3 separate regions of the Mus musculus genome follow, and regions 2 and 3 are each linked to region 1. Evidence: chromatin loops called from intact Hi-C (ENCODE). Cell type or tissue: heart. All regions are shown on one strand.

What was found. Hi-C counts contacts between places; a loop is a spot of excess contacts. Peaks named below come from ENCODE experiments on the same cell type or tissue, not always from the same donor. Only the 100,000 strongest peaks of a DNase experiment are listed, where the experiment ranks them.
Region 2: it touches region 1 in a loop (2.2-fold over the local background); 16 of 42 quality-filtered maps call a loop at or near these places.
Region 3: a loop joins it to region 1, with 7 times the contacts of the local background. A loop is called at or near these places in 15 of 42 quality-filtered maps.

The regions. Positions count from the first base shown.
Region 1 is chr7:12,919,916-12,924,915 of GRCm38, reverse strand. It overlaps Rps5 (ribosomal protein S5), which reads right to left and starts at 2,605. Exons shown (of 6, transcript NM_009095.2): 1 at 2,528-2,605; 2 at 1,835-1,943. The coding sequence starts at 1,942. In heart, a CTCF peak has its summit at 2,763; a DNase peak (open chromatin) is centred at 2,755; H3K4me3 peaks cover 2,880 bases; H3K27ac peaks cover 2,113 bases.
Region 2 is chr7:13,031,902-13,036,901 of GRCm38, reverse strand. It overlaps Chmp2a (charged multivesicular body protein 2A), which reads left to right and starts at 2,125. Exons shown (of 6, transcript NM_026885.3): 1 at 2,125-2,267; 2 at 2,860-3,073; 3 at 4,081-4,260; 4 at 4,337-4,467; 5 at 4,552-4,613; 6 at 4,700-4,896. The coding sequence starts at 2,906. The coding sequence ends at 4,827. Ube2m (ubiquitin-conjugating enzyme E2M) reads left to right here. Exons shown (of 6, transcript NM_145578.3): 2 at 242-336; 3 at 430-468; 4 at 587-690; 5 at 997-1,060; 6 at 1,148-1,782. The coding sequence ends at 1,288. In heart, no CTCF peak of the experiment used is centred here; a DNase peak (open chromatin) is centred at 2,131; H3K4me3 peaks cover 3,204 bases; H3K27ac peaks cover 2,581 bases.
Region 3 is chr7:12,975,714-12,980,713 of GRCm38, reverse strand. It overlaps Zfp446 (zinc finger protein 446), which reads right to left and starts at 2,866. Exons shown (of 6, transcript NM_175558.4): 1 at 2,602-2,866; 2 at 1,336-1,716; 3 at 1,068-1,263; 4 at 735-829. The coding sequence starts at 2,862. In heart, no CTCF peak of the experiment used is centred here; DNase peaks (open chromatin) are centred at 1,183, 1,403, 2,543 and 2,863; H3K4me3 peaks cover 2,321 bases; H3K27ac peaks cover 2,796 bases.

The DNA.
Region 1 (5,000 bases):
GCCAGCCTGTTCCACAGTTACAGGACAACCAACACTACAGAGAAACCCTGTCTGGGGCTTGGGGGGCCGCAGAGATGGCTCAGAGTTTTGACTGCTCTTCCAAAGAACTCAACTTCTATTCCAAGAACCCCCACGGCAACTCACAACTGTCTGTAACTTCAGCAGATTTGACAACCTCACAGACAGAACATCACTACACATAAAAATAACTACATTATTTTAAAAAAATGTTACTATGGATATATTTTGTTTGTTTGTTTTTTCAAGACAGGGTTTCTCTGTGTAGTCCTGGCTGTCCTGGAACTCACTCTGTAGACCAGGCTGGCCTCGAACTCAGAAATCCTCCTGCCTCTGCCTCCCAAGTGCTGGGATTAAAGGCGTGCGCCACCACACCCGGCTCAGTATGGATATTTTTTAAAGAGTCTCCCATGTAGCCCTGGAATTCACTATGTAGTACAGTGTGGTCCTATACTTAGAGATCTGCCAGAGTGCTGGGCTTAAATGCACACACCATTGATTCAAGATGCTAAGGACACTTGGGACTCCTCAAAGAAGGGAGGGCTGTCCTGTGTAGTTTAAGGACACTTGGCAGCACACCAGCACTTGACAGATTATTCTGGACCACCTGTGAGACAAAACCACATTTATTAACCTACCTGTTGCCTAAGAAGTTCGAAGTGTGTACACACTGTGTCTCAGTAACAATGTGTGTTGGCCTAGCATGTGAAAAAGCCCTGGCTCTAATCGCTAACACAAAAAGGATTGCAGACCTCCCCAAATAAACTCACAAAGTAAACTAAACACTCACTAGACAAGACTGAAAATCTTTTAGATTAATGCCTAGGTCCTGCTGTTTCTTTTTCCCTTCTATTTTGGGCATGTACGCAAGTCAGGGGACAATTTGCAGCTGTCAGTTCTATTCTTCTACCTTGGATTCAAAGGATTAAACTTATATTGTCAGGCTTTGTGGTAACTGTCTTTATAGGCTGAACCACCTTACAAGCTCATTCTGTGGTATCTTTACAGACAGTAGACATACTTTAATTCCTTTGAACAAAATAGACAACTGGGCCGAAAGATATAGCTGAGTTGGTAGGGTGCTTGCTTTGTAAAAAGCCCTGGGTTCAATGTCAAGTAGTGGGATAAACTTGGAATGGTGATATATACCTTCAATCCCAGCACTCGGGACAGAATGCAGATATTAGCTTTTTCCACTAGACAGGGTTTCAGGCCAGTCTCAGCTATATGAGATTACCTCAAAATGGGTTATGAGGGCAAAGCAAATAGCTCCCATACTAACTTAGCCATAACAGTACCCATAGCCAACTGACATTTTTCAGGGGAGGGCAGCAGGGAACATTCATAGCACCAACTGGTCTCATACTCAAATTCCTCTTGCTGTAGGCTGATAGCAGCTTACCAACTGCTTTTGACAAGGGTGCCAACATGGTTCAGTTGACTAAAGCCATCTTTTCAATTGATACCCACTAACTGAATATACAAACGAAAGGGGACATCAAGTCAGGTGTAGTGGCACATGGGAGACAGAGGCAAGATCTCAAAGAGCTCCAGGCAGCCAGCAAGGGCTACACAGCAAGACCCTGACTCTGTCTCAAGAGACACACGATTAGAAAAATACGGGATAAAAACCACACTCTAACATCTTTTAGTGCCAGTTTGTATTAGGCGTGGGTGTAGCTGTCCAGTTATTGCTCTTCTACCTGTCTTGTACATCCACTGGTTGTTTTATGCCCTTTTCTGAACTAGAAGCTCATCCACACCTGGTCTCAATTAAAAAAATCATCACAAAGAACAATCATTAAGTTCCTTTTACCTGCAGAGAAATATCGTTGATCTGCACGTCATCAGTGCTCCATTTCCCAAAGAGCTTGATGTCAGGGGTCTCTGCCACCGCTGGTGTGGCTGCTTCCCACTCAGTCATCCTGGGGACAGGAGAATGGCAAGAAACCGTTACTGCCTAGACATGCTGGAGCAGTCACTCTGACCCCAAACTCTTCAGACGAACTCTCACTTTGTGGCAAACTGGGACATGAAGGGGAGACCCAGAAAGCTTTGAACAGCTCTCCAAACCCAGGAAAACCACTCAGGATTCTAAAGTAACTCGGCAGTCACCCCGCTAATCAGCTGGTACATGGACCACAGTATGATGGTTCATGAAGCCGTATACTCATCAGCTCCCATCAGATTTCCGTTGTGCACTTAGAACGTGTACTGAGCAAAAGAGTCATCACAAAACTAAGCAAACCTAGATTTATGTTTATGGTATATGACCCAAGTGATTTCCCTGGAGTCCCGTGTGTGCAAAGTATGAAGTCAAAACAGTGCAAACAAGAGGCGAAGACTAACTCGGCCCGTGCCGAGTTTCCCTAGGCACCCTTTTTCGCAGAGAAACGGTGAGATCCAAGCGGTCACGCCCAGGCTTCAGGTTCGGCCTCCGGCCCCCCAGATGTGCCTTAGAACACTCATGGTCACCTCTTCTGAACTCCGTGTCCCTCCGCAGCCTCACCTGAGGGCGCAGACTGGGCTTCTCAGTCGCTCGGCGTGGACCACGCGCCGCCCTGATACAGACAGGAAGAGGCCGCGCGCAGCGGACTAGCGCTTTTATGCAAAGCGAAAACTTCCGGGTCAGAGGTAGAGACGCACGCGCAGATGAAAACAGCGTGCTCACCAACCAATCAAGCGCTAGGATGAGAGGCGCCCTTTGAGCCGGGTAAAGCATGCGCACTTTTAGAAACAGCGCCACGCCCGTCTTCTGGCGGACCTCTGAAGTACTAGCTAGGCTTCTGAGTCGGCGCACATGCGCAGAAACTTTGGTGAGACCGACGCCGCCATATCTAAGTAGTGCTGACGTCCAGTCCACGCTCTCCGTAATTAGGCTGCAAAACCCAGGAACCATGGACGGTGGATTCTTAGCTAGGGCAACCAGCTCGGCTCACATTTTCTCACCAAAATAATGGAGTCGGGTCCTGTGGTTACCACCGATCCGGGTTCACAAGCACGGGCCCCACCCTCTCCCCTCCCGCAAGCCATGCTCGGCGGGTCCCAGGCTTCCGGTATGGGATCACTTCCTTTTTAATCACTCTGGCCACGCTTGTCTGGGCTTTTTTTCCTCAGGTTCAATCGCGGACAGTAGATTCCGACCGCCATTCGTGAACCTCCCCGGGGAGGGATACATAGAGGGGAGTCCTGGAGGGGTTGGCAGCCCGGGGATCTCCTAGGTGACTTACTTATCTGAGATCCCAGTGATTTGGTACTAATAAGGGAGAGACCTTGCCAGCAGGTTCACCCCCAGGGGTGGGTTTGTTTGTTTGTTTGTTTTGGAGACAGGGTTTCTCCTTGTAGCACCGGCTGTCCAGGAACTCGCTCTTTAGACCAGGCTGATTCATCTGCCTCTGCTCCTCCCAACTGCTGGGATGAAACATAAGGAGAGGAGGGAGGGGAGAGGAGAGAAGAGGAAAGAGGGAGGGAGGGAGGGAGGGAGGGAGAGAGAAGAGAAGAGAGAGAAGAGAGGAAAGGTGTCAGCAAACATAAGGAGAGGAGGGAGAGAAGAGGAAAGAGGGAGGGAGGGAGAGAGAAGAGAAGAGAGAGAAGAGAGGAAAGGTGTCAACAAACATAAGGAGAGAAGGGAGGGGAGAGGAGAGAAGAGGAAAGAGGGAGGGAGGGAGGGAGAGAGAAGAGAAGAGAGAAGAGAGGAAAGGTGTCAACAAACATAAGGAGAGAAGGGAAGGGAGAGGAGAGAAGAGGAAAGAGGGAGGGAGGGAGGGAGAGAGAAGAGAAGAGAGAAGAGAGGAAAGGTGTCAACAAACATAAGGAGAGAAGGGAAGGGAGAGGAGAGAAGAGGAAAGAGGGAGGGAGGGAGAGAGAGAGAAGAGAAGAGAGGAAAGGTGTCAACAAACATAAGGAGAGAAGGGAGGGGAGAGGAGAGAAGAGGAAAGAGGGAGGGAGAGAGAGAGAAGAGAGATTCTCACCCCGTTTTCTTCTCTATATCTCAGTTCATACCTTGTGTGTGTGGAGGGAGGGAAAACTGGGATTTCGGGAATCTTACCTAATTTTATCGTTGTTGTTGGGGGTATCACCCTACTTATCTTTGAAAGCTGACATTGCACTACAGTGATTGATAATGGATGTTTTTATAGACTCCGTATTACCTACTAGGTGACAGAGGGCAGATGAGGGGCTCCTGAATATGGGCCATAGGTTAAGAGAAATGCTGTAGCCGGGCAGTGGTGGTGCACGTCTTTAATCCCAGCACATGGGAGGCAGAGACAGGCGGATTTCTGAGTTCGAGGCCAGCCTGGTCTACAGAGTGAGTTCCAGGACAGCCAGGGCTACACAGAGAAACCCTGTCTCGAAAACCCAAAAAAAAAAAAAAAAAAAAAAAAAAAAAAAGAGAAATGCTGCAGAAATTGATTTGCACAGATAAAATTAAGTTTGCTTACCAGCATTTGGGAGCTGGAAGCAGGAGGACCAGAAGTTCGGGGCCACCTTCCACTCCATAGTGAGTTTATGACCAGTTTGGGCTACATAAGATTCTACCACAAACAAAAACAAACAAACAAACTCCCAACCAAAACCAATAGCATTGTTATTAGTATTTTGAGACAAAGTCCGATTATGTAGTCATGGCTGGCTTTCAAATTGCTCTTTAGACCAGGCTGACCTTGAACTCATTGATCTGCCTGACTCTGGCTCTCTAGAGTTGTGATTAAAGGAATGCATCGTTACAATCAGCACCCTTAAAATTCTTTAAAAAAAATTTTTCCCCGTAAGTAAAGCATGTGTACATGGGGTCTAAGAAGGCCAGAAAAATGTGATAGATCCTTTGGAGCTGGGGTTATGGTGGTTTATAAACCTGAGGTGGGTGCTAGGGATGGAAACTTTAAGAATGACTGCTGAGCCATCTCTCCAGCTCCCACCCTTAGAAATTCTTGGAAAGAGCCAGGCACTTGGTGGCGCACGCCTTTAATCCCAGCACTGGG
Region 2 (5,000 bases), 110 kb before region 1:
GGGTTTTCCCAAGAGATGGGCAGTTATACTTGAAGATGCTTGTATATGGGATACTGTGTATCCAGAAGAGTCCACGTAGAGACTGGAAAGTGGAAAGAATATGGAGTAGTACAGACTGAGTTAAAGTACACCACACAAAGCTCTTCAGGTCTAGAAAGCGAACTTATGGGTTCTGCTGACACATGCCCAGACCTCCTTTCTTTTACCTGTTTCTCTCCCTTTCCATGCTGTCCAAACCTAGACATTAACGAGCTGAACCTGCCCAAGACGTGTGACATCAGCTTCTCAGACCCAGACGACCTCCTCAACTTCAAGCTGGTGATCTGTCCTGATGAAGTAAGAGTAAAACAGGGCAGGATTCCCAAGAACAGACCAGGGGTGGCCCCATAAGAGTAGGGTCTTCATTCACTCTCCCCCTTCCTCTTCCAGGGCTTCTACAAAAGTGGCAAGTTTGTATTCAGCTTTAAGGTGAGTCTCAAGTGTACAAAGGTAGCTCTGTGGAGAAGACTGGGTACAACCAAAACACCTTCCCATCTCCTTTCTCTTTTTACACCTTCCCATCTCCTTTCTCTTTTTCTGGAGCCAGGTGGGACAGGGTTACCCACATGACCCTCCCAAGGTGAAGTGTGAAACAATGGTTTATCATCCCAACATTGACCTCGAGGGCAACGTCTGCCTCAACATCCTCAGGTGAGGGCACTGCCTTCCTTTCCCTCCCAAGACCTGCCTTCCAGGTATCCTCAGCCTTCTGTGGACACTGCATCTATCTCTGTCCTTCCCTCCCCTTTATGGTCAATCTGTTTCTGTCTTAGTTGTTTTTCTAATGACCTGACCTTGGCTTTCTCTGTGTCCTGCCCTGTCCCGTATCTTCACTCTTAGATCTCACACTTCAATGTTAAAAGGCCTTCTATGGGCCTAACCTGTTCAGTATTAGCAGGGCCTGTAGCAGCCTCCCACTCACCAGCCCCTGATAACCTTGATGCTCTCTGCCCACAGAGAGGACTGGAAGCCAGTCCTTACGATAAACTCCATAATTTATGGCCTGCAGTATCTCTTCTTGGTAAGTAGGGTTAGGCATTTGAAGCTGAGGGTTTGTTGGCCATCTGCCTCTCTCTTGCCTGTTGACTTCCACTTGTACCGGCCACAGGAGCCGAACCCTGAGGACCCACTGAACAAGGAGGCTGCTGAGGTCCTGCAGAACAACCGGCGGCTGTTTGAACAAAATGTGCAGCGCTCCATGAGAGGTGGTTACATCGGGTCCACCTACTTCGAGCGCTGCCTGAAATAGGGTTAGCAATTACCCATCCCTGCCAGGGTTACCGGCCCAGGCATCCCCTGCAAATATTTATTGGGGGCCCGGGTAAGGTGTGTGGGGTAGCCTTGGCCCCTGCCTTGGCCTTGCCTCTCTTCCCTGTCACCTGCCCCTAGTTATTTTTTTTTTGACCACCACGTGATTATGGTCGGTGCTGCCTCCCCCCCGACCTGCTCAGCGATGGGAAATGAATTGGCTTGTTTAGCGCCCCCCCCCTCCCGCTGGGTGCTGTCCAACTCCCCACTCTTGACTGTGGGGTAAGTGGGCAATGGGCCTGGGTCGCTAGGCCCAAGCAACCCACCCCACCACCACTGGAGGTCCCACCAGGCTATTAAAGGGGAATGTTACTGCATGGCCTCTGCCTCTTCCTTCTGTGGGGTGGGAGGTACAAGTGAGGTCCACCAGCGTCTATAATGAAGATAAATGTGGCCGTGGATTGGGTGGGACCACTCACTGGGATGAGGTGCAAGCAATGGAAGAATCGGCTAATTTCAGCTCCTGGACCTTACACCAACATAAGGGAGCCTACAAGTCATTTCCAGGCTTGCCCCTTTATGCCATGTGTGGGCCTAATTTGGTTCGAGCCAAGCACTTGCTAAAATGCCATTTATTAACTGCCCAAAAGTGGGTGGAGTATGGGCCTTCCAGAATGAATAGCCAGTCGAGCTGTGCTCCCGCCATGGGCCTGTGAGGCTGGCTTGGGTGGGACCTGTACCTTCTGCTGAGGTGCGTGGCCCTTTGCGCATGCGCTTCTGTGGCTGGCTGTGCGCGTGCGTCCTAGCACTTCCCAGCATTCCCGGAGAGGGTGGGTCGTGTGACGTCAGGTCGCTTAATCCGGAAACGGCGGCCGCAGCAGGGGCTACCGAACCGAGGGGTTGTCGTTGGTGGAGTCTCAAGGCTTCGGAGGGGTAGAGGCGTGACCCGGAAGCGGAAACCCATCGTTCTCTCGGCTCCGGTGAGTGGTCTCTGCTGAGCCGCAGGTCCCGTTTGGTAGGCAGCGTAGGAGGGGGCTTTGGGCCGAGGCATCGGATGCCGCGCGGTCCGCCTGTCCCTACCCACATCGAGGTCTTCACCTCTTCCTGCCCTCGGTACGCAGGCTCAACATCTCCAAGACCTGTTCAGTGTCTGTCACGTCCTGAGCCTGAGAACGTCACTCCTACGCCCGCGAGCCTGGTTTCCTTGGCATTCATGCCCATTACCCCACCTTAGGGCCCAACTTCACATTTCAGAACCTACTCCATTCTATCCTCCCTTGTCGAGGGGCCTCACAACTACCCCCTCCTCAGTACTCAATCACCTTGATGTGCCTACTCAGGTCTGGGTCCCTGGAACAGTTCAGAACCACACCCTTAAGTCAGAAACAGGCTTGCCCCATCGTCTGTGGAAGCAGAGCAGAGAGTAGAGTGGGTGTGCTTGAGTCAGAAATGTATAACTAGTTCTCACCGGCTAATCCTTTTTGACTACTCAAGCGTACCTCCAGTTTCTACACCCTATCTACTTATGTGACCCTTTCTGTCTTTTGCTGCCCTGGGCCCTGCACTCTACAGCTAGTTCTGACGGTTGTCCCAGACCTGCTGGTGGAGTCTTACCACCATGGACCTGTTGTTTGGGCGCCGGAAGACGCCAGAGGAACTACTTCGGCAAAACCAGAGGGCCCTGAACCGAGCCATGAGAGAACTGGACAGGGAACGACAGAAACTAGAAACCCAGGAAAAGAAAATCATTGCGGACATCAAAAAGATGGCAAAGCAAGGCCAGATGGTAAGTGTCAAGTGATATGGGACACGAAGCAAGGTGCCGTCTCAGTCATTGTTTTAAGGATAACAGTGAAACAGTGCTTTGAGCAAACTATCATGAAGGGTTAACAGTAATTTCCCAATTTGGGGTGTCAGGGAGGACCTCTTCACAGATAGTACAAGTGAGCTTCCAGAAAGCTAGCCATCACGACAGCCAAATGTTGCCAAGTCAAGTAGCAAACTGGGAGACCAAGAGAGCTAAGGAGTAGAGGTGGACCAGACACACAGAAATGTAGGTTGCAGTGTGAGCTGTGATGAATAGGCAAGAGTTAAGGATGGGAGTAAGGACAAGAACAATTGCTCAGAGGTGGTTATTTCCTGGGGCTGTGCCAGCAACATTTAGGTAGGGAATAGAAGCTGCACCTTGAATGGATTTGTATGTGGTTCTAGATACAACCTGGATGAACGTCTTTTTTTAATTCACTGCCAGGGACTCCAGGATTTTGTAAATATGGGGCAGGGCCCTACCTCAGTCATATCCCTGGCCAAAGACAGATTCTTTTTGGGGGGGGGGGGGGAGACAGGGTTTCTCTATGTAACCCTGGCTGTCCTGGCACTCATCTGTAGACCAGGTTGGCCTCGAACTCAGAAATCCACTTGCCTCTGCCTCCCAAGTGCTGGGATTAAAGGCGTGTGCCACCACTGCCCGGCTCCCAAGACAGATTCTTGATACAGTCTAGGAGTGCAAATTGAATAAAAAGGTTGTGGATATCCTGGAGGTGACTCTGTACATTGAAGGAAATAGGTACTGAGCCTAGGCCTTTTATATACACATTCCTATACTTAGGTTAGTAGCCAATGCCTATAGTCCCCTCATTAAGGGAGGTTTGAGGCAGAATTGTCAGTAGGAGGCTACTTTGGGCTATATATGGGCTGAGGAGTGATATCCCTAAGAGAGGGGTGAGATTTTGGAGGGGCAAGTGACCTTAAGTATAACCTCACAGCGTCATCCTTCTCTTGCCCACTCGGCAGGATGCTGTTCGAATCATGGCAAAAGACCTGGTGCGTACCCGGAGATATGTACGCAAGTTTGTGTTGATGCGGGCCAACATCCAAGCTGTGTCCCTCAAGATACAGACTCTAAAATCCAACAACTCAATGGCACAAGCCATGAAGGGTGTTACTAAGGCCATGGGCACTATGAACAGACAGGTTTGTCCCTCCCAATCCACTTTCCCATCCCCATTGACCTTCAAGCAGGTCACTTACCCTCCCTGCCTTCTTCCAGCTGAAATTACCCCAGATCCAGAAGATCATGATGGAGTTTGAACGGCAGGCAGAGATCATGGACATGAAGGAAGAAATGATGAATGACGCAATTGATGATGCCATGGGTGATGAGGAAGATGAAGAGGAGAGGTGTGAGACTTTGACAGGAAGGCAGGGATATTTACCAGGACCCTTACCCATTCGTAGTCCTGATGAGTTCTTTTTCTTTCCTAGTGATGCTGTTGTGTCCCAGGTCCTGGATGAGCTGGGACTGAGCCTCACAGATGAGCTGTCAAGTGAGTGTTCCAAATCCACCTATTTTCCCACCCAAAGCTCAGCCACAACACAAAGCACAGCCCTTGACCCTCAACTCTCTCTGCAGACCTTCCCTCCACTGGAGGCTCACTCAGTGTGGCAGCTGGTGGGAAGAAAGCAGAGGCCACAGCCTCAGCCCTGGCTGATGCTGATGCAGACCTGGAAGAGAGGCTCAAGAACCTTCGCAGGGACTGAAAACACCCCACCCCAACTCAGTGCATCCTGTCCCCCTGTAATAAAGAAATTTGGACACTAATTTACCAAGGCTGTGAGCTTATGACTAGTGACAATGGGACCCAAATTCCAGGCTCGAGTGAAGATGATTGTGCTTAATACAAAAGGCTCTGAGCACGCTCAGGTGCAGGCTC
Region 3 (5,000 bases), 56 kb before region 1:
TTACCAAGGAAAAAAATTCCTTGCCCTGAAATCTGCCATATAGGTCTTTGATAGGTTGAGAAAAAAACCTCGAAGGACAAGCCAAAGCAAATCTGGAGAAAGGGAGGTGGCAGCCATAGTTACATCGAGAGTTGGTACTACTGTCTGGAATGGAGGAAGACACCAGAGAGGGGTCAGAGAAGGGATTCTTAACCTTGAAGCACACCCTAACTAGGCATCCTACTGGGGAAGGGAGGGGCTCGGAAGCAGAAGGAACCTGGAGAGCACAGATCCCTACCCCCTCCACGTTAACTATATACACTCGGGTAGTGGGGTAAGCTCAGGTTCCATGCCACTGTACACTGAGAAGAGCAGTAGAAGGGATTCGAGGAATGTTCGGGAAGAGTATCTTGATCTGACCTCAGGACTGCAGGACACCTCTCCAACCGTACACATAACAGCTGGCTCATACCACAAACCTTTCCAGTAACTGACTTCTCTGGAAGTGAGGAAGCCATGCCCGCCAGTTCTAGACACCCTGGACCTGGGGCCTAAATCCTTTCTAGTTCGATTCTACCGGTCTATTCTTCAGCTCTTAGGACTTGGTGGGAGGGAAGGTATTTACTACTCAGAAGCAGTAAAAAGCGCATGAGTCACTGGCAGGGGATCCTACAAAACTACAGGGCAGAACACAGCCACCAGGGGTAATCCCCTCCCCCACACATGGCCTGCAGTTCCTGCGAGAGGCTGTTTACCTGGATCCTTCCTGTTTGGAAGGATATGGAGACCGTTTCCTGATGTTCAAGATGTCCCTCGGAATCCTGGGTTGAAAGGAGGGCACTTGGAGATACTGAGGAAGAGAGGCAGTTGTCACTGCATTGACCTTTGGCCTGCCTCTGCCATGTGACATGGGGGAAGTGACCCCATTCTTCTCAGGGATCCAGCTTTATGGTCTCTCCAGAGTCCCTATCTCAGCTGGGATTGTCAGACTCAGTTTAGGAGCTGCAGCCCTGACACCGTGCTCTGACCTCACCCCTACCCCCATCCCCACCCCAGGGATTTGAAGTTCACATGTTGCATTCCCTCACCCATCTCCTGCCCATCAGCACTGACTTCCTCCTTCACACTGCAACTGATCTGGGTAGATCGATCTATCCCGGCCTTCAGCGGTGCCTCCGCAAGGCCTGCCTTGGAGGACTCCGTTGCTGCTGAGATGTGGTGACTCCCTGAGGACTCCTTCTGGACTAGAGGAAGCATCTTTGGCTTCAGGATGTGGGCTGTGATCTGAAGAGAATCATGTCACAGGGGCTCTCCCTTCGATCTGTCCTTCTAAGAAGCTAATGTCATTTCACTCACCCAGCCCAGCAGCTGCCCAGGATCATGCTGCAGCCCCTCAACAAGAACTGCGGCCTCCTCGGGGCTTCCTGGTCGCTGCCCTCGAACCCAGGCCTGGATCTCAGGGGGCAACACACCCAGGAACTGTTCCAAAATCAGCAACTCTATTATGTGTTCTTTGGAGGATGACTCAGGCTGTAGCCACTGGTGACACAACTCTCGAAGCTGGGCCAGTGCCTCTCGGGGTCCCTCAACCTCCTCATAGCAGAAACCCCGGAAACGGAGTCGTGCAGCCTCAGGCTCCTCAAGGGTGGTCCTGGAGTCTCTGAGGGATAGGTGTGGGGTACCCCGAGGAGATGGCATTCTTGTTTTGAAGGGTCTTTTTGGAGGTGACAGAGGGACCTACAGAAAAGGAAGAATGTCATCTAAGGTCAGAAGACACACACCAGACCCCTCCTAGAAGCCGGAAAAGAGAACCCTGAGGCCAGGAGAACTTCAAAGAAGGTCATGGGAGGTGCAGCCCCACAGCAGTTGAGCAGCTGTATTTTGTTTTGAAGATAAATGACTGGGTGGAATGTCCAGGGACCTTCTAGAAAACTGCAAATGACGGGCTCAAACATTTGGGTACAACACAGGGCTCCTGGGAGATGAAAGTGGCTCATCCAGTAGACAAAGGGTCAAGCAGGACACGGAGGGAAGGGGGGTGGGACCATCATCCTGGGTGACCTGGAGCCCTGAGGCTTCAGACAGGAGGCAGACCACTGTGCTAGCTGAAGAGTTGGCTCTGAGACACAGGTACAAGACCTGGGGCAGAGCTGAAAGCCTGGGTGCATTCTCAGGAGCTTATTATGGGTTGGGAGGCACAGCTCGCTGATCGCAGCTGAATTGTGGATGCCTCATACTGCCTCAGCTTACTACGCATGTGAAACCCTGAAACAAAAGCCAAAATCAAACAGCCCCGTTTTGTGTGGAGTTGTAAACTGGAACCTGTGTCCCAGCTCTTAAGATTCTGGTTTTAAATCGGCTCTCTTGGGACATCCGTCCTGCTCTGGAGAAACTCAAGAGTTGGGGTGTCAGGCTCTGACACAGGAAAGGGGTGGGTCCGACGGCTGGGAGGTGCTCTCGGTGATCCGAGGAGCCGGATTATGAAGCTGCGCCCGCCCAGCTAGGAGTGAGCTCACCTCTGACGCGTGGGAGAGCCCCAGGAGGTTGGGGCACTTCCAGGAAGTGACACCGAGCACGTCCCACTGCCACTCAGAGAACGCCCCGCCTCGCGCGTTGCCCTACCAGCCCGGCCAATCCTGCATCTGCTCCGCCGGATCGGCCCCCTTCGCTCGGACTACGTCTCCCGTGAGCCTCAGCAAGAACGACAGCACGCTTCCAAGGCCTCTCACGCGCGAGACTCTTCGCTCCTCTCCTTGGGGTCGCGTTGCTGCAGAGTTCCGGGGGGGGTTCCCACTCCTGACTTGGCAGCCGTTCTTCTCTTGCAACCGCAGCCGTAGGACTCACGTAGGACGGAGCCGACTGTGGGTTAGCCTCCTTACGCATGTGCGCAACGGACCTGGTTTCTATTGGCCAGAGAGGCATCCTGACCAATCAGAGCTAGCGCTCCCGGAAGGACTCTCGCTCCTTGTGTCTCCTAGGTAACAGCTAGCGCACAACTTAGGGCCTCTTGCTGTTCTCTGAGTTAAGCTGTAAGGGTCCCCCTGCCTCGGAGAAGGCCTAGGTGGAGGCTCCTTGGCCTCTTGAGTCCAGACTGTTCTAGACAATCCCGTTGGGAATCCAGGTGAAAGGCGGTGGTGGGCGAGAAAAACTCAGTATGGCCTCCATCGGATCTCCGTTAAGCTCCCTGGATATTGTGGAGACAGTAGGCCTACAGGTGAACAAGTGCTCAGAGGAGGTAACCATGTAATTACCAACCCTCACTAATAGTCTTCAGATAACATTACTGAAAATAAGGACGGAGGTTTCTGATTAAAATTACGAGGTATACTCAACCCTTACTTAGGAGGATGTAGTTAGACAAGATGACTTATATTTATTTTTTTTCTCCCAATGGGCAGTTGATGGCATTTTGTTTGTTTGTGGGGGAATGGGGCCTTTAAAGAATAAAAGTCCTTGGCTGTCCTGGAACTCACTCTGTAGACCCTACTAGCTAGCCTGGAGCTCACTCAATAGTTCTGCCAGTCTTTCTCCCATTCGCTGAGATTAAAGGCATGGGCCCCCATATCCGACAGTTAGAGGCTTTTTAGCTTAATTGCAGATGGGCTTAGTTTTATTTCCACATATCAAGTGGCTGGACTGTGATATAAACCATTCAATCCTGAACTCGATCTGCCTACTTGGGTTTCTTCTGCTACCCAGGAACCTTCTCCTTGGCAGCTACTGTAGAGAGCAGCGGTTCTCTACATCCAAAACTCCTGAGCAGTTCTGTCGGTAGAATTTGTCTTTTACAGATTCTCTGGACACAACTCTCACCACCTACCTATTGAGGAGAAGCGCTAAGGGGGCCTAAGGGGGTTCCCAGAAAGCTCTCTTGGAAACACCTTTGTTCTAGTGCTCACCTCCCTGCTAGGCTGGTTTCTAAGCCTTCTATGTGCCACAGGATAGACCTGGTTGAGTCTTGTGATGGTATACATCTTACCCCTGGGCTTGACATGACCATTACCATCTTTATTTCTCCCTTGTTCAGGCCATTAAATCTAAGACCACATATTTAATAGGTAAACTATCATTGAGCTAGCCCCAACTCAGTCCTTAATTATAATGGTTATATTAGGTTGGCCAATGTAACCATGAAACATTTTATCTTTTGAGGCAGGATCTAAGTTCCCCCAGGTTAGCCTCTCAGCTGTCTTAAAGTAGAGGGCCTGTGGTGACCTACTGACCTAGCTCTTAGGGTAACAAAATAAAATTTATAACAGATAGCTAGGTCTATGGTACTGGGGTGTTCAAGTTTCCTCTTGGATTGGGGAGACATTTTGGTCACCAGTCGTTCTTGCCTAACTGTGTGTGATCTTTTTTTTTTTTTTAAATATTTATTTATTATATGTAACTATACTGTTACTGTCTTCAGACACTCCAGAAGAGGGCATCAGATTTCATTTCAGATGGTTGTTAGCCACCATGTGGTTGCTGGGATTTGAACTCAGGACCTTTGGAAGAGCAGTCAGTGTTCTTAACCACTGAGCCATCTCTCCAGCCCATGTGTGATCTTAGAAATGATAAATTTTAAGGTAAAAAGTTGATTAGGGCACTCAGGAGGCAGAGGCAGGCAGATTTCTGAGTTTGAGGCTAGCCTGGTCTACAGAGTGAGTTCCAGGACAGCCAGGGCTACACAGAGAAACCCTGTCTCGAAAAACAAAACAAAACAAACAAAAAAAAGTTAATTAGGTTTGAGATTCTTCAGTCACCCATCTTCTTGTAAATGTTCCAGCTCTGGGGAGGAAGGGGAGAAGCCTTCCCCAGTGGCAGTGTTACAGCTCTGAAAGGAAAGGTATCCTGGAAGTTGGGAGCCAGGAAATACCACAAAGTCACAATATACAACAAACCTCAGACAAGAGATTTATTGGGAGGGAAAAACTCAGAAGGTGGTTGTATTTCAGGTGAGAAGCAGCAGAGAACTGAGCAGAAAACAGAATATATATATATATATATATATATATATATATATATATATTTCTCAT